Regions from separate parts of the Homo sapiens genome. Here region 2 is linked to region 1. A link is a loop called in an ENCODE intact Hi-C map of the cell type or tissue named here. Cell type or tissue: ascending aorta. All regions are shown on one strand. Each heading gives the region's core, and the rest is flanking DNA. Links, peaks and the distances in the headings are about the cores only. Region 1 holds the start of DEPDC1 (DEP domain containing 1). Region 2 overlaps WLS (Wnt ligand secretion mediator).

What was found. Hi-C counts contacts between places; a loop is a spot of excess contacts. Peaks named below come from ENCODE experiments on the same cell type or tissue, not always from the same donor. Only the 100,000 strongest peaks of a DNase experiment are listed, where the experiment ranks them.
Region 2: a loop joins it to region 1, with 4 times the contacts of the local background. A loop is called at or near these places in 3 of 110 quality-filtered maps.

What each region holds. Positions count from the first base shown.
Region 1 is chr1:68,492,446-68,503,146 of GRCh38, reverse strand. DEPDC1 (DEP domain containing 1) reads left to right here and starts at 6,065. Exons shown (of 12, transcript NM_001114120.3): 1 at 6,065-6,195; 2 at 8,452-8,717. The coding sequence starts at 6,148. It overlaps DEPDC1-AS1 (DEPDC1 antisense RNA 1), which reads right to left and starts at 6,471. Exons shown (of 3, transcript NR_110671.1): 1 at 6,376-6,471. RefSeq lists enhancers at 6,165-6,224, 6,335-6,384. In ascending aorta, for the core only: a CTCF peak has its summit at 5,824; a DNase peak (open chromatin) is centred at 5,956; H3K4me3 peaks cover 1,968 bases; H3K27ac peaks cover 728 bases.
Region 2 is chr1:68,124,560-68,132,559 of GRCh38, reverse strand. It overlaps WLS (Wnt ligand secretion mediator), which reads left to right. Exons shown (of 12, transcript NM_024911.7): 12 at 6,225-7,200. The coding sequence ends at 6,334. The region is part of intron 8 of GNG12-AS1 (GNG12, DIRAS3 and WLS antisense RNA 1); the gene reads right to left. Among named protein-coding and RNA genes, the nearest start is that of MIR1262, 55 kb to the left of the region's middle. In ascending aorta, for the core only: no CTCF peak of the experiment used is centred there; a DNase peak (open chromatin) is centred at 3,488; H3K27ac peaks cover 1,745 bases.

The DNA.
Region 1 (10,701 bases), core at 1,088-9,087:
AACAATGGTGGTATTTTTATGGGAATTTCATTGAATTTGTAGATTGCTTTTGGCAGTATGGTCATTTTTACAATATTGATTCTACCTATCCATGAGCATGGGATGTGTTTCCATTTGTTTGTGTCATCCATGGTTTCTTTCAGCCATGTTTTGTAGTTTTCCTTGTAGAGATCTTTCTTCTCCTTGGTGAGATATATTTCTAAGTTTTTTGTTGTTATTATTTGTTTTTATTTTGTGCAGCTACTGTAAAAGGGGTTGAGCTCTTCATTTGATTTTCAGCTTGGTCACTGTTGGTGTATAGAATAGCTACTGATCCGTGAACATTAATTTTGTATCCAGAAACTTTGCTGAATTATTTTATCAGTTCTAGGAGCTTTCTGGAAGAGACTTGAGGATTTTCTAGGTAAACAATCATATCATCAGCAAAAAGTGGCAGTTTGACTTCCTCTTTGCTGATTTGGATGTCCTTTATTTCTTTCTCTTGTCTGATTGCTCTGGCTAGGACTTCCAGTACTATGTTGAAGAGAAGTGGTGAGAGTGGGCATCCTTGTCTTGTTCCAGTTCTCAGAGGGAATGCTTTCAACTTTTCCCCATTCAGTATTATGTTGGCTATGGGTTTGTCATAGACGACTTTTATTATATTGAGGTATGTCCCTTGTATGCCAATTTTGCTGACAGTTTAATCGTAAAGCAATGCTGGATTTTGTCAAATGCTTTTTCTGCATCCATTGAGATGATCATGTGATTTTTGTTTTTAATTCTGTTTATGTGGTATATCACATTTATTGACTCGTGTATGTTAAAACATCCCTGTATCCCTGGCATGAAACCCACTTGATCATGGAAAATCATCTTTTGATATGCCATTGGATTTGGTTAGCTAGCATTTTGTTAAGGATTTTTGCATCTATGTTCGTCAGGGATACTGGTCTGTAGTTTTCTTTTTGGTTATGTCATTTCCTGGTTTTGGTATTAGGGTGATACTGGCTTCATAGAATTTGGGATGATTCCCTCTTCCTCTATCTTGTGGAATACTGTCAATGGGATTGGTACCAATTCTTCTTTGAATGTCTGGTAGAATTCTGCTGTGAATCCATCTGGTCCTGGAGTTTTTTTGTTGGTAATTTTTTAATTACCATTTCAATCTCACTGCTTATTACTGGTCTGTTCAGGGTATCTAATTCTTCCTGATTTAAGCTAGGAGGATTGTATCATTCCAGGAATTTATCCATCTCCTCTATTTGAGCTTATTTGAATTTTCTCTCTTCTTTTCTTGGTTAATCTTGCTAATGGTCTATCAACTGTATTTATCTTTTCAAAGAATTAGCTTTTATTTCATTTATCTTCTTTTTTTGTTTCAATTTCATTTAGTTCTGATCTGATCTTGCTTATTTCCTTTCTCTGCTGGGTTTGGGTTTGGTTTGTTCTTATTTCCTTAGTTCCTTGAGGTGTGACCTTAGATTGTCTGTTTGTGCTCTTTCAGACTTTTTAATGTAGGTGTTTAGGAAGATAAATTTTCCTCTTAGCACTGCCTTTTCTGTATCTCAGAGGTTTTGACAGGTTGTGTCACTATTATTGTTCAGTTCAAAGAAATTTTTAATTTTCATCTTGATTTCATTGTTGACCCAATAAAGGATGCAGGAGCAGTTTATTTAATTTCCATGTATTTACATGGTTTTGAAGGTTCCTTTTGGAGTTGATTTCCAGTTTTATTCCACTGTGGTCTGAGAGAGTGCTTTATATAATTTTAATTTTCTTAAATTTATTGAGGCTTATTTTGTAGCCTATCATATGGTCTATCTTGGAGAAAGTTCCATACGCTGATGAATAGAATGTATATTCTGCGGTTGTTGGGTAGAATGCCTTTTGTTAAGTCCATTTGTCCCAGGGTATAGTTTAAATCCATTGTTTCTTTGTTGACTTTCTGTCTTGATAACCTGTCTAGTGCTGTCAGAGGAGTATTGAAGTCCCCCACTATTATTGTGTTGCTTTCTATCTCATTTCTTAGGTCTAGCAGTAATTGTTTTATAAATTTGGGGGCTTCAGTGTTAGGTGCATATATACTTAGGATTCTGATATTTTCTTGTTGGACAAGGCCTTTTATCATTATATAATGTCCCTCTTCATCTTTTTTAACTGCTGTTGCTTTAAAGTTTATTTTGACTGATATAAGAATAGCTACTCCTGCTCATGTTTTGTGTCCATTTGCATGGAATGACTTTTTCCACCCCTTTACCTTAAGTTTATGTGAGTCCTTATGTGTTAGGTTAGTCTCTTGAAGGCAGCAAGTAGTTCGTTGGTGAATTCTTATCCATTCTGCAATTCCGTATTTTTTCAGTGGAGCATTTAGGCCATTTACATTCGACATTAGTATTGAGATGTGAGGTTCCATTCCATTTATCATGCTATTCGTTGCCTGTATACCTTAGTTTTCTGGGTTTTTTTTCAATTGTATTTTTGTTTTATAGGTCCTGTGAGATTTATGCTTTAAACAGGTTCTGTTTTGATGTGTTTCCAGGATTTGTTTCAAGGTTTAGAGGTCTTTTTAGCAGTTCTTATAGTGCTGGCTTGGTAGTGACAAATTCTCTCAGCATTTGATTGTCTGAAAAAGACTATATCTTTCCTTCATTTATGAAGCTTAGTTTCACTGGATACAAAATTCTTGGCTAATTGTTTTGTTTGAGGAGGCTGAATATAGGACCCCAATCGTTTGAGGAGGCCGAATATAGGGCCCCAATCCCTTCTAGCTTACAGGGTTTCTGCTGAGAAATCTGCTGTTAATCCAATAGGTTTTTCTTTACAGGTTACCTGGTCTTTTGTCTCACAGCTCTTAAGATTCTTTCTTTCATCTTAACTTTAGATAATCTGACGATAATGTGACTAGGTGATGATCTTTTTGTGATGAATTTCCCAGGTGTTCTGTGAGTTTCCTGTATTTGGATGTCTAGGTCTCTAGCAAGGCCAGGGAAGTTTCCCTCGATTATCCCCCCAAATATGTTTTCCAAACTTTTAGATTTCTCTTCTTCCTCAAAAATGCCAATTATACTTAGATTTGGTTATTTAACATAATCCCAGACTTCTTGGAGGCTTTGTTCATACTTTCTTATTCTTTTTTTTTTTTTTTGTCTTAGTCGGATTGGGTTAATTCAAAAACCTTGTCTTTGAGCTCTGAAGTTCTTTCATCTGCTTGTTCAATTCTATTGCTGAGACTTTCCAGAGCATTTTGCATTTCTATAAGTGCGTCCATGGTTTCCTGAAGTTTTTATTGTTTTTTAATTATGCTATCTATCTCATTGGAAATTTCTCCCCTCATTTCTTGTATCATTTTTTGGATTTCCTTAAATTGTGCTTTGCCTTTCTCTGGATCGCCCTGATTAACTTAATAATGAAACTTCTGAACTCTTTTTTAGGTTAATCAGGGATTTCTTCTTGTTTTGGATCCATTGCTGGTGAGCTAGTGTGATTTTTGGGGGGTGTTAAAGAACTTTGTCATATTACCAGAGTTGGTTTTCTGATTCCTTCTCATTTGGGTAGGCTCTGTCATAGGAAAGGCCTAGGGCTCAAGGCTGTGGTTCAGATTCTTTTGTCCCATGGAGTGTTCCCTTGATGTAGTGGTTTCCCCCTTTTCCTAGGGATGTGGCTTCCTGAGAGCCAAGATGTAGTGATTGTTATCTCCTCTGGATCTAGCCACCCAGCAAGTCTACCAGGCTCTGGGCTGGTACTGGGGGTTGTCTGCACAGAGTCGTGTGATGTGAACTGTCTGTGGGTCTCTCAGTCATGGATACCAGCCAGCACAGTATTTGGGGTGTCTTCCGGGTCCTGCAGGAGCAATCCACTTCCTTCAGATGGTCTATCAATTCTCTCAGCTTTCCTGATTTATTCCTGCAGTCATTCTGGAGCAAAAGTTCACAGTGCAAGCCTCCACATTCTGCTCTTTCCATCCAAGTGGGAGCTGCAATCTAGTCCTGCCTCCCATCCACCATTATCTCTCCAGCTACCTGAATTAAGTTCTGTGTGGCTTGGGACGCCTCACGATCATGGCAGAAGGTGAAAGGCACATCTCACATGGTGGCAGACAAAAGAAGAGAGCTCATTTTCTTTTGTGATACTCATTGTATCACAATGAGTAGATTAGGTTAGGTTCAGCTAGAAGAGTAAATTAACAGAGGCTCATATTTCTTTCATATATAAGTCCACAGCTAGGCAGTTCATGGGCATTACAGCATCTCAGCTGCACAGTCTTCAGAGATACAGCCTCCTCCAACCCTACACATTTACCCTGTACTCTCCCTCCCATGACAAACACACACACACACACATACATACACATATATACATACACCCCAATCAGGATTTGGGGAATCCCAGGAATCAGCATTTTAACAGGTATTGCAGGAAATTCTAAAACATGTAGTTTTTAACCCACTCTGAGAAATTCTAATGTAGGAGAATTAGGAAAAGGATGATAAAGTGACTCTCGCAGAATTGGTAATGAGAGGAAATAAAATGACTTCCAAGATTTAAACTATGCAATCAATGAATAATTGTTAAGAGCAAAGGTATGTAAAGTTACCTTAAAGAAACTCAGACCACTCACATTTAACAAAAACCTAACTTTTAAATATTTTATCATCTAAAGACACTATAAATGTGAAAGTGGATGGTGCAGAGTGAATCCACAGCCACAGTGGATTATTAAGGTACTATTAAGCTGTGGCTACCTATATCAAAGGCTGTATGTGAGATGATTTTCAACTTGGGGAGCTGGGCAAAAATAAATTTTGGCTTCCACAGTCTCATCTCCATTTCCTTCTGAAAGGAAAAAGAAAAGAAAAACGAAAATCCTGGGACAATGTATCATAAAGCCAGGTAAGAAACAGTTAACATTATTTTGTAACATCAATCATTTTACTTTTCCTTAACATAAGTGGAAAATTGAGTAGATTGTTCCTGTTTACCAAGTATGTTTTTGAAAATTCCTACCCACTGGTCCTGGTAGAAAATAGATGTGCTTCTGCCCAAATTAAGGAAAACTCCACAGACCTACACTACCACTCCCTGAACATTTTTCTTTATCTCTTCTTTTTACTGCATCCTATCCTCTTAAACTGCTATTTAATTTCCAAGTGAATTCTTCCACAGCTTCAAATCACTCAAGCAATCTCCCACTTTACTAAGGGATTCTTAGCATCAGATAGTTTCAGACTGGTGACAGGGTATTTATTAAAAGCATGAAGTCTGTGCTTTGCCAAGGAGACCTAAGACTGAGTAAGTCTCTTCAACTCTCGGAATGTAGTTTTTGTCATTTGAAAATTGACTTCTGTTGAAGATTTATTTTCTAAGATCCTAGTGAAATTTTAAGTGTATAATCACGATCCAAACATAACCAACATTCTTATACAGTGGTAGAGTTTAAGGGAAGCAATTTGACAAGTTGTACACAACCTTTCCCAAGCCCCACATTGTATGTACTTAAGAAAGACTACCTATAATCCATTTTATTACCCAACTGGGGGGTTCTGAATGATCCATTTTACTGCACAATTAGGGGGTTCTGAACCTAGATTTTAGCACTTCAGAGAATCATGGCACCTGCTGAGAGAGAGGATAGGCAGCAGAGAGAGAAACTGCGACACATATCCATCAGGTTGCTTTGCCTTCTAAGCTAACTGCTGAAGATCCTGTAGGGCCAGGCAGAAAAACCGTATTTTCTTGTCTTTTCAAATTTCAAATTCCCTTAAACCAAAGGCTGGACTCCAAATAATTTCGTTTGGAACTAAAGAGCTCATCCCCTCTGAGCACGAAAACAGGACTCTGTGACTCCGCCTCGCCGTAGACCGCAGGAGGGAGAAACAGCGCCAGGGAAACCCGAGCCTGTCCCATCGAGGCGGTCCCAGGCCAGCCCAGCCCACCCCAGCCCGCGCCAGCTACTGGAGCCCCAGGACGCAGCCGAGCGGCCCTCGCCGACTCCTTCCCGAGCCTGGCTGTGGCGTCACGTGACCCGCGGCGCGGCCAATCCGCGCAGCCCTCTATGCTATTCAAATCGGCGGCGGGGCCAACGGTTGTGCCGAGACTCGCCACTGCCGCGGCCGCTGGGCCTGAGTGTCGCCTTCGCCGCCATGGACGCCACCGGGCGCTGACAGACCTATGGAGAGTCAGGGTGTGCCTCCCGGGCCTTATCGGGCCACCAAGCTGGTAAGACAGCTCGGATAGACGGGACCGGTCAGCGGGCTGACGGCAGTCACCACTGTTCGCAGTTTTACCTCGACCGTTCGCAGTTTTACCTCGGTCGGAGGGATGAGTCCCAGGATCCCTAGGTTCAGTGAAAAGGCTGGCGAGGAGAAGTAGCGGGTATGCAACCCTTGCCAGACTCACCGCTCCCTCTATTTTGAGGGTCTGGGCCTCAGGTCCGAAAGGAAGCGCCGCGCGTAGGCCGCACCAGACTCGCTATGAGGAGCGACTCCTGTGCCTGGTGTGGCCGGCGTCCCGTGGGGGCGTCTTAGAATATTCCGATTTGGCCGCTCACCTCGCCTGATTTTCTACCCGCCTCAGAATTAGGGAACAATTGGGAATGAGGTCCAAAGCTTTGTAGGGTTAGGTGGGGGGCAAGCCCGAATGTGGCAATTTTGTTTATTGAACCCATAGAATTTAACGCAGGATGTATCGGCCGAATAGCACTAGGATAACAGCTGCCTGTTTCAAAACGGTATTTCTGAGTACCCATCAGTAACCACTGCTGGTGGTCCCTGAATTGCACGTACAGCACTCCTAACGCGTTTTGTGCAGTTGGGTCTTCGGTTCTATAGGATACTGTGGTGCTGGTTATGTGACGTTAGGTGAGTCCCCTACCTTCTGTGAGCCTGTTTCCACATTGGTAAAGGTTACTAATACATGCTTGCCTTAAGGGGTTTCCCAGGAGGATGCTGTTTTTTAAAGTGTGTTGTGATCTGCAGAATAACAAGCATTTTCCTCTTAGGAATGCCCTTCAGACGAGCATGTATTATTAGCCCTACTTTATCAGGTGCACACTGAGGCTCACAGACGTTAAATGCCCTCTAGAGTCACATCAACAGCAAGTGGCAGAGCTAGAATTCAGATCTTCCTGGTATGGCGATCTTACATGGATTCTGCTACTTAGTAAGTTATTGGCTATATTTACCAATATGAAGGATAGAATTTAGGACAGGAAGGAACCTCAATCAGTAGTCCTGCCACATTATTTAAAACCCATTAGATGAAAGTAGTATAAGCACGCTGAAAAAGAAAACATGCACTGAATGCTTACTAGTACTTCACATATATTACATCATTTTATCATTCCAATAAGCCCATTCGTTAGGTCCTTTTGTCCCTGTTTTGTGGTTAAGGAGATTGAGGCATAGAGATTGAAGATAGGCCCAAAAAGTCATAAACAATAGTGGCAGAGCTAGAGCTGGGAAACCAGCCCTACTAGTCTAACTCCAGAGCCTGTTCTTAAAGCCACTACCCTGTACTGCATCTCAGGAAAGCCGTTCTGTAATCTCCCTTAGTACAGAGTCCCTTTCTGTCATTTTTATTACTGTGTCCTCAGGCCAGTACAGAGTGAGCAGCTCAATATCAGTTTCTAGAGTCAATCACACCTGGGTTTGAATGCCTAGGTTCATCACTTAGCTGTGTGACCTTGGTCATTTTATTAATCTCTCTGCTTTATTTTCCTTATGTGAAAAATGAGAAATTAATAGTACCTATTCATAGAATTGGGGTAATTAAAGTGAAATAATGAATGTGAAGCACAGTGCTACCAACATTAATATTAATTGAGGTAAAAAACAGGGATGAATGTTTTCTCTATTGATTGTAGTTCTTCCTTATTTCCAGATTTCTTAAATAAGCTCAGGATCTTAAATAAGGATCTTAGATCAGCCAATGAAGTTCTTCTAATAAAAAAGCTATTACATAAAAATATTACTACAGCACTAGAATTAATAAAAAGAAAGCAGTGTAAGATATAATTTTTTTTTTTTTGAGACTGAGTTTTGCTCTTGTTGCCAAGGCTAGAGTGCAATGGTGCAATCTCAGCTCACCGCAACCTCCGCCTCCCAGGTTCAAGTGATTCTCCTGACTCAGCCTCCTGAGTAGCTGGGATTATAGGCATGCACCACTATGCCCAGCTAATTTTGTATTTTTAGTAGAGACGGAGTTTCTCCATATTGGTCAGGCTGGTCTCGAACTCCCGACCTCCGGTGATCCACCCGCATCGGCCTCCCAAAGTGCTGGGATTACAGGCATGAGCCACCGTGCCCGGCCAGATATAAAATTTTATATGGCACAAATAAGATGAATGATTCTTCAAGAATTTTTATGATATAATCAGATGTGAATTAAAGAATTTTCTTTACCTAATGTACTTCAAATCAATATGAGATTTAATTTTTCTTCAATTTTTTAAAAATATTTTCCTTCTTTTTACAGTGGAATGAAGTTACCACATCTTTTCGAGCAGGAATGCCTCTAAGAAAACACAGACAACACTTTAAAAAATATGGCAATTGTTTCACAGCAGGAGAAGCAGTGGATTGGCTTTATGACCTATTAAGAAATAATAGCAATTTTGGTCCTGAAGTTACAAGGCAACAGACTATCCAACTGTTGAGGAAATTTCTTAAGAATCATGTAATTGAAGATATCAAAGGGAGGTGGGGATCAGAAAATGTTGATGATAACAACCAGCTCTTCAGGTAATGAACAGATATGTAACTGTAAAACTGAATTACTGTAAAGTTTTATCTCTACTTATATTATACTTTTACTATAACAGCAGCTTCTTCAAAGAAGTTTTATTTCTTTGGAAAACTATTAATGCTGTTAGTTCAACTAAAATCATTTAGAAAAATTGTAATGTGAAAGTTAATTGCTACAAAATTTAAAGTTTTTAAGTGTTAGCATATATAATAAAGTAGGGAATTGGAAGGGAAATACTGATGTATTATCACTTCCGCATATTCTGAACACTTTATAACATTTTAAGGACATATTACTGACCTTTAGTTGCATAGTTTCTAGATTATAAGTTCACAGATCCTTCCCTTCAAACATATAATTTAATTTAAGAATACATGTAATAGGATAATAGCAAATCTTACATAATAAATAACAGACAAATAACAGGACCAGGTAAAGTGGCTCATGCCTGTAATCCCAGCACTTTGGGAGGCTGAGGTGGGCGGATCAACTTGAAGCTAGGAGTTTGAGACCAGCCTGGCTAACATGGTGAAACCCCGTCTCTACTAAAAATACAAAAAATGAGTTGGGTGTAGTAGCACACACCTGAGACTGAGGCACGAGAACTGCTTGAGCCTGGGAGGTGGAGGTTGCAGTGAGCTGAGATTGCACCACTGCACTCCAGCTTGGGCGACAGAGCAAGACTATCTCAAAAAATAACAATGATAACAGAAGAAATATACCACAGGTTAAAGAGAATATTTATTAAGCAGTTAAGATATAACAGAAACTCTGTTTGATGATTTACATATGTGTTCTTACTTAATTGCTATAGTAGCCAAGCAGGGTAGGTATTAACCCCTTTTAACAGATGGGGAAACTGAGACCATGCTTCAACAAATCTTGTTCTGTCTGCCTGAAATGTTTTTCCACCGTGAGACACTGTACACATTTGTCAGGCTAGTAAACTTATACATTTCTTTTAATCTCAGCTCCTTTATAGCCTCTTCTGTGGAGCTTTTCTGATTCCCACAGGTCAGCATAATTGCTTTTTCTCTTATGACCTACGGTTCTTTGTTATGTATCCATTAAACTAGGCCTGTGGAATCTAATGCCCATGCTTTTTTTTTCCTACAACATTAGGTACTTTTCAAATGAAATGTCTAAGAATTTATTGTTTCCTATGTACCAAAAATGATTTATGTCATACAAGTAAACTACAATAACAATCATATGAATAATCCATTTTGTATAGCACTCTACAAATCTTCCCTCTCTTAACTACTCCCCAGTTATCTTTGTGGGCTCCTTTACTGCTGCTCATCCTTTAACTCTCCCATCTTCAAGTTCCTGCCCTTGTCCTTACTTCACCTTCTCCCTAGGCAATCTCATGCCATGTCTTCGCCTACTTTTCTTAAGACTTTCAGGCCTCTCCTGAAATATCTTTCCTGAGCTTTCGGCCCATGTTTTTTCATCTGCCTCCTGGAAAGGCACTTCAAATAAACCATATAGAAAAATGACTATCACCCTCTAACCTAAGTTTTGTCTTCTTAGGTTTCCTATCTGAATAAATTGCATTGCCTTCCCTATAGTTGCCTTGATTCTTTCCCTTTCTTGTCCTTTAAATATGATTTAGTCTATTGTGCTCCCTAAGTAGTTCTCTGATCTGTACACATCTCTCTCCAAGATGAATCTTCTTTTTGTTAGGCTATAATTCTTACCTGGATTTCTCTTTATTTGTTTTGCTTTTGTTTTACCTGGATTTCTGCATAAATCCTCAACTAGTCTCTCTGCCCCTAGTCTTTTCTGCCTCCTGGGTTCAAGCTATCCTCCCACCTCAGCCTCCAAAGTAGTGGGGACTACAGGCACACACCACCACGCCCAGCTAATTTTTGAATTTTTTGTGGACACGGGGTTTCACTATGTTGCCCAGGCTGGTCTCAAACTCCTGAGCTCAAGGGATCCACCCACCTTGACCTTCCAAAGTGCTGGGATTACAGG
Region 2 (8,000 bases), core at 1-8,000, 370 kb after region 1:
GATGTCAGTTTTACTCCTGGAGGTTTCTGAGGTCTCCTGCCCCTTGTTTCATAGGAAAGATGGCTTTGGCTTTGTTGCCTCGGTAAAGCGTTGGATTAAGTCCTGAGGCCCTGACATTGGTTGCCCCCTTTTATTGACGCCATCTCCCTGATTGTACATTAGATGATCTGCCCATGGCCAGCTGAGCTTCTTGATGTCTGTGAGCACTGATGGGATTGGTCTTGTCACACGGGCTGGACCCAGACCCTAAAGCAGGTCTTAAAAGCGTTTTCCCATTCCCCAGTGAAGGTGGGAACCAACTGATGGACCGTCACCAGCCTGGCACCCCTTGCTCAGCTGTTTGTAATCAGGTGTCTTCTGCCCCCTGCCTCTCCCAGGGCTATTGCTGTGCCAGTGACCTGACCTTTCCTGGCCCAGTCAATTAAAATCATTTTTTCTGAGTCTTAGAATTCTTGTCACCCCACCATGATAGGGACATCTCAGTTACCTTCTTGGGAAGAACCTTCGGCTTCCTAAATGTTTGCTAGAGTTGCTATACGAATACTACAGACAGGGTGTCCTAAACAACAGAAGCTTGTTTTCTCACAGTCTGATATTAAGGTATCACCAACGTGGGTTTCTTCCGAGACCTCTCTGTCTGGCTTGTAGATGGATACTTTCTCCCTGTGTCTTCACGTGGTCTTCCCTTTGTGTATATCTATATTCTAATCTCCTTTTCTTTCAAAGGACACCAGTCTGTTGGAGTAGGGCCCATCCCCAATTGACCTCATTGTTAACTTAATTACTTCTTTAAGAAGGCCCTATCTCTAAACACAGTCACATTCTGAGGTTCTAGGGGTTAGAACTTCAATATATGAATTTGAGAGTTTGGGGGAGATACAATTCAGCCTGTAACACCAAGATTTTACCCCCAAACTAATAAGTTCTATTGTGTTCTTCTCCCACTTGCAGTTACTGCCTGGCAGTAAGTGTCAGGAGGTGCTTTGGAGGTCCATGGGCAATGGCTCGCTCCAAGCCTGGAATAAATGACCTCTGGGGTTGACAGGCACCGAGAGACAACTGGACCCAGGGCTCTTAACCCTGTCCACCAAAGCCACTCTGCCCCATCTCCCAGAAGGGATCCTCAAAGCTGAGCTATCCCAAGGCACACTTGTTTTCTAACTGAGGGTGTTTTCCTAAATGCCAGTGGGGAAGAACACCAGTGCCGATATGCTAGGCTAGACCCAGCCATGCAGAGTACAGAGGAACTGCCCTTGCCTGCACCAGGCAAATCTTTCATGGGTGTTTTGAGCACTTACTATATACCACATACTGTCCTGGGTATTTACTTTCTTTGGAAAAAAAAAAAAGGCCAGGTGCGGTGGCTCACGCCTGTAATCCCAGCACTTTGGGAGTCCAAGGCAGGTGGATCACAAGGTCAGGAGATCGAGACCATCCTGGCTAATGCGGTGAAACCCTGTCTCTACTTAAAAACACACACACACACACACACACACAAAATTAGCTGGGCATGGTGGCATGCGCCTGTAGTCCCAGCTGCTCAGGAAACTGAGGCAGGAGAATCTCTTTGAACCCTGGAGGCGGAGGTTGCAGTGCTGAGATCGCTCCACTCCACTCCAGCCTGGGTGACAGAGCAAGACTCCATCTAAAAAAAAAAAAAAAAAAAAAAAGAAGAAGAAACCTACCATTCACCATTTTATTATTATTTTTTCTTTTGGTTAAGATCTTTCTATGTTGCCCAGGCTGGTCTCCAGCTCCTGGGCTCAAGTGGTCCTCCTGCCTCTGTCTCCCAAAGTGCTGGGATTACAGATGTAAGCCACTGCACCAGCGACACTATTTTGTTCTTTAACATAACAATCATATTAACACCAAAAATGTAAGGCAGACATATTCTTAAGCAGTTCTTTGCATGAAAATAATTTGGCTTTAAAATACTACACTTTTCTGTTTTTCTCATTCTGCTGTGAACCAGAGACTTCGTTACAAAAAGTTATCATTTGAACTTAGCTTTGAAGGTGAATAGGAGAGAGGTTGGTGTGGGCCTAGGGAAAATTCTACAAAAAAGGATAGGTCATGAATGTTCTGGAAAGAACATAAGCTTTGGAGGTAGACACAGATGGTTTGGAATCTTGGCTCCGGCACACATTGTGTATGACCTTGAGAACAAATATGAACTCATGGTATGGGAGCTCCCTGGCTTTCACACTTGGGCAGTGGGGTGTTAATTTGCATTGGTAGTGGTGAGGATGGAAGTACGTAGGCCTTATTAATATTAGAAGACCTCTAGTGGTACCTCCGATCTCTCCCGGAATCTGTAATACATCCTCAGAATGAGAGTAGCTGTTGTCATTTTTATTGAAGTGGGCACAGATACACAAACAATTGTCATTAAAATGCTGCCGGTCCTAAGAAGCTGTCTCCAGTGCATATGGCTTTCTTCATCCTCATTAGGCATTCCAGGCAGTTACAACCAAGCAGCCGCTTACACACCTGTGGATGTGACTCCACACATATGGATGCATTGCCGTAGTCCTTTGGGATGAAATCTGTGCCAGAGATTGGTCTCATTTCACAAGGTTAGGAAGAAATAGACCGTCATCTAATTGTTAATGAGCTGTGATGAATTTGACATCATAACCAGGGAGAGAAATTTACTGCAAACTAAAGCATTCTTTTCTTTTTTCTTTCTCACTCTTTTTCACCCCAAGACACATATCACATTTTCAGAAGGGTTTTTTCTTGTCTGAGATGGGAAGAGACTTTTGAGCATGTTTGTGCACTGAACAGCAGGAGCCAAGAGAGGGGGAAACTAACAGATGGAGCAAGACCTTGGCAGAAGTAGGAGGTGATGGAATTAGGAGGCAAGTGGAGGGATCTCCACTCGTGCTATGTTACTGCCACGTTCACACACCCATTCCCCAAGGGGGAACAGTTGGCCTTCAAGGTACAATAAAATCACATGTGAAACATAGATTTTGGTGCATGGAGTCCCATTATCTGGGTCCTCATCCAGCACAGTAGAGAAATTAATTATGCCACAGTAGCTTCACATCGTACAAGGAAATACAGGGCATGCTAAACCCCTAACAGTGCATATGGCCAATACTCATAAATTTATAACAGCTCTCCTGTCAGTGCACTGATTTATATGCTATAAATTTATCAGATACAAAAGCAAAGTAAATATGCTAAACAATTTATTCAAATTATTTTATGTGTAGTTTTTTGTTTTGTTTAGTTTTTGAGACACTCTCTCACCCAGGCTGGAGTGCAAGGGCACGATCTTGACTTAATGCAACCTCCGCCTTCCGGGTTCAAACCATTCTTCTGCCTGAGCCTACTGAGTAGCTGGGACTTACAGGCATGCGCCACCACACCCGGTTAATTTTTTTAATTTTAGTAGAGACAGGGTTTTGCCATGTTGACCAGGCTGGTTCAAACTCCTGACCTCAAGTGATCCGCCGCCGTCAGCCTCCCAAAGTGCCGGGATTACAGATGTGAGCCACCGCACCCGGCTGTATGCGGATATTTTTAGCTGTAATGCTGTGTGTGTGGACTTCATACCTCACTGGCAGTCTCACTGGCTGCTGGAAACTTGAATATTTAAGAAGAGGCAGCAGAACCCAAAAGTTGAGAGCCTGCATCCTGGCACCTATTTATTTGAATCCCACACACTATTTAGCAGCTTGGGCCTTGGGCAAGTTACTTAGCCTCTCTGTGCCTCAGTTTCTTCATCGGCAGAATGGGAGTGATGATAATAGTGCCTCTGAGGACTGCTATGAGAATTAAGTGCATTAATATTTGTACAGTATTTAGAACTGTGTCAGGCACGTGTTAAGCATTATGACATAGGTATCCATTTAAATAAAGAAGCCAAGGCAATTTTGGCTGTTTTTTCAAGTGATCTGTAGGATCATATGCATATTCTAAGATCTGCTAATTGGAGTCATATTTTAAGTTTAAAGAATTAACATCTTTGGTTCAAAGCCTGAGTAGAATTACTCTCTAGCATCTATTTCTAAGAAGTCCTCAGGGAAAGGGATTCCTTAGGTAAACGGTTATGAGTGCTAATGGGTCCACTGGGGTGGTCAGGACTCTTTGAAATTTTGATGACTCACACAGACATGCAGATCATGAAACTGGCTTTGAAGTTCTGATGGCTAGCCCAGATATGCAAATCCAGAAATAGCTTTGACTGAGAAATGTGAAGCTTAGACTGCTTGTGCTTGACTGAGGTGTGGACTAGATGTTGCAGCAGTGAGAATACAAGTTATTGGCCTGGGAGTAGTTGCTCACTGTACAAGTGGTGGTTCAGCTTGGCCCAAAGTAGCCCAGCTAAAGCCTCTCACCAGCCTTACTTGGCATCTATGCTCTGGCTTGAGGGCAGATGAATGTGGATGTGCTGGAGGCTGGACTGATGCCCCTTTAATGCCTTCTCTACCCATAGTCCTGTGGATTAGACCCTTGCCAAAACAGCCCCAAATGTCTTCAGCAGTCCTCTGCAGCAGCCAATGAGTCTGCTTCTGAGGCCAGGGAATCTCCTGGGTAGAGAGCTTACAGGGTGGCATTTAATAATAGGACTGATTTTGCTGTGCAGCCACAGAGAAATGGGTCTACGATGAGAAACTAATACTGCGTGGCACACGTGAAGGGAACCAGCCAAGCAGCCTGCTGGGCCAGTGGGTGGGAGTGACATCTGGGGTTCTAAGGCCACCAGATTCATTGATGCCTAGCAGTTCTTAAATTAGTGATAAGATTACTAGTCCTAAGGGTAGGGCCAAGGCTGCTTCTAAGTTATGGTATGGCATTTCAATGGAAAACAGCATTTAGTTACTTAATTCTATGCTTTAAATTAGAAAAACTTCAGTTCCAGAAAACTTATCATATGATATGTGCACAATATAAAAATCACTGACACAAGTTTAACTTTCTATTCCCCAGCACCCCTCTCCACAAACATGTGTGCACACGTGCACCCCCACACACAGTCAGACTGAGCGTGGTTGCGTTTTCCATTTTCCCTTTGTTGTTTATACATTCACTTGTCTTATGGCAGGTAGCAGAGTTTTCGAGGTTTAACTTAGAGAAAATTTTTTTCTCCTACTAATTTAGAAAAGTTCAAATTATTCCATTTTAGCAGAACACTGTCCACTGATAATGAGTTCAGAACACTTAGGACAATCCTGAGGGCAGAAGGAAATGCACAGCACGTTTCTGGCACTTCTTTTTTCCTGGAGAATAAAGCCCCTCATTGTTCCTAGATGTGTTAGACATGGCTCCTTCCCCAATCTATGGATAGATATAAGCAGGTCTTATTTGCTTTCACGTGACATAGATGCTTTGTAGTTTATTTTTTTATTTTTTTAGAGTCAAAGTCTTACTCTGTCACCCAGGCTGGAGTGAGTGGTGCAATCATAGCTCACTGCAGCCTAGAATTCCTGTGCTCCAGTGATCCTCCTGCCTCAGCCTCCTGAGTAGCTGAGGTTACAAGTGTGAGTTACTGCACGCAGGTAATTAAAACAAATTTTTTTTTTAGAGTCAGGGTCTCGCTCTGTTGCCAAGGCTGATCTTAAACTCCTGGCCACAAGCAGTCCTCCTACCCCTGCTTCTCGAGTAGCTGAGATTGCAGGCCTGAGCCACTGCACCTGGCTCCTATTTTGTAAATTATTCATAGCAAATGTGTTGGTGCCTGACTGACCCATCCGTTGGGAGGGGTGTTATGCTGGTTTAGCCCATCACATTGGTCTTGGCATCAGATGTTCCTTTGCCAGCTCTCTTGTGGGCCTGCTCCTCCACCCAGGACAATTACCTTGCCTACCTCCCAGCTTCCTCATCTGTAAGGCTGGCACGTTCATACTGCCTACTTCAGAGGGCTTCTGCGAGGATTAAAGAAGATCACTTACAAAGTGATTAGAATAGCGTCAGGCACAAAGTAAATGCTCATTAAATGTTAATGATTACTATGAATAATATCAGCAGTGAGCTGACTCACGTATCTTAATGACTGTCATCTAGGAGCCAAAAATGGTATTTTAAAAAGTTCTGCAAAGTCCAAGTGAACAGGTTTGGAGTTAGTCCTTGTTCTGAATGTTGTGTGCCCTAGGTGTCTCTGTGTGCTCAGAATGTCAAAGAGGGCTAGCATCAGGGCAGTTGTCCATGAGATGAACCCCAGCTTGCTTCTCCTTCCTCCTTGAATGCATCTAACACCGAAAACCCTGTTTCAGGCGATCTGGGTGTCCATAGTGGGGAAGAACTCCAGCTCACCACCACTATCACCCATGTGGACGGACCCACTGAGATCTACAAGTTGACCCGCAAGGAGGCCCAGGAGTAGGAGGCTGCAGCGCCCGGCTGGGACGGTCTCTCCATACCCCAGCCCCTCTAACTAGAGTGGGGAGCATGCCAGAGAGAGCTCAATGTACAAATGAATGCCTCATGGCTCTTAGCTGTGGTTTCTTGGACCAGCGGCATGGACATTTGTCAGTTTGCCTTCTGACGGTAGCTTTTGGAGGAAGATTCCTGCAGCCACTAATGCATTGTGTATGATAACAAAAACTCTGGTATGACACATTTTCTGTGATCATTGTTAATTAGTGACATAGTAACATCTGTAGCAGCTGGTTAGTAAACCTCATGTGGGGGTGGGGTGGGGGTGTATTCCTTGGGGGATGGTTTGGGCCGAATGGGGAGTGGAATATTTGACATTTTTCCTGTTTTAAATTCTAGGATAGATTTTAACATCCTTTGCGGTCCCAGTCCAAGGTAGGCTGGTGTCATAGTCTTCTCACTCCTAATCCATGACCACTGTTTTTTTCCTATTTATATCACCAGGTAGCCCACTGAGTTAATATTTAAGTTGTCAATAGATAAGTGTCCCTGTTTTGTGGCATAATATAACTGAATTTCATGAGAAGATTTATTCCACCAGGGGTATTTCAGCTTTGAAACCAAATCTGTGTATCTAATACTAACCAATCTGTTGGATGTGGGTTTTAAAAAATGTTTGCTAAACTACCCAAGTAAGATTTACTGTATTAAATGGCCTTCGGGTCTGAAAAGCTTTTTTAACTTCTTGCTTAAAATGCGTTTTATTTTGATAAGATACTTCAAATAGCCTCCAAAAGTGTAGATCCAATCATTTAAATAAACCTGTATGTATATGCATATGTGTACATGCATATCCCCTCCTGCTAAAACTCATACACATGCGTGCAGATTATTTTCCAGGTTGAACCTAGAGGTGGGGAGTTGATGGGGGAAATAGGTTTCTGAAAAACTGATATACTTTATCATCAAATCAAAGTGTTTGGGGATAATACCTATTCCTGGAGAAAGAGTGACATTTTCTGTCCTGTGTGGTTAGCCTCCCTAGGCTGGCAAGGGATGCTCATATGCGTGACAACAAAGGTGGGGAGAACATCACGTGCTTTAGAAGCAGAGCCGTCCTCTGCCCTATTCAGACTTTCCCCAATAGCCTTTTTCGTTGTATTTTAACACTTGCACTGGAGATAGCCGAGAGAAGGAACACTGTTTCCTGTTGAAGGTCTGTGATTTACATCTGACCTGGCTATTTCCTCACTTATATCGATAAACTTTAACTGCTTACTGGGGTCACAGTGAAAATTTCAATCAGTTCATATATATGGAAGTGTTTTATGAACAGCAAGCCACATAAATGTGTTTTTCCTGGAGTCTAAAACCAGTTTCATGAGTAACTTGTTTTTCAGACACTGAGGTCTGGAGGTCTGGGGCACAGTCCATGTAATTCACCACTCAGCACCCCTAGCCTGCCTTTTCCTGACTTTGGCTTAAAGCGTGGTAAGCAGTGACAGTAGAAAATGCTTTGACTTTGGCTATTCTCTCTAGGCCTTTTCCTAACCTGGTGGACATTGGGATGGTGTACGATCCTGTGCACTCAATATCCACTTACCAATCAACCACTGCAGTGCCAGGAATCAAAGGGAGCCGTGCCTCCCAGTCCAGCAGGGAACTCCTGTCCC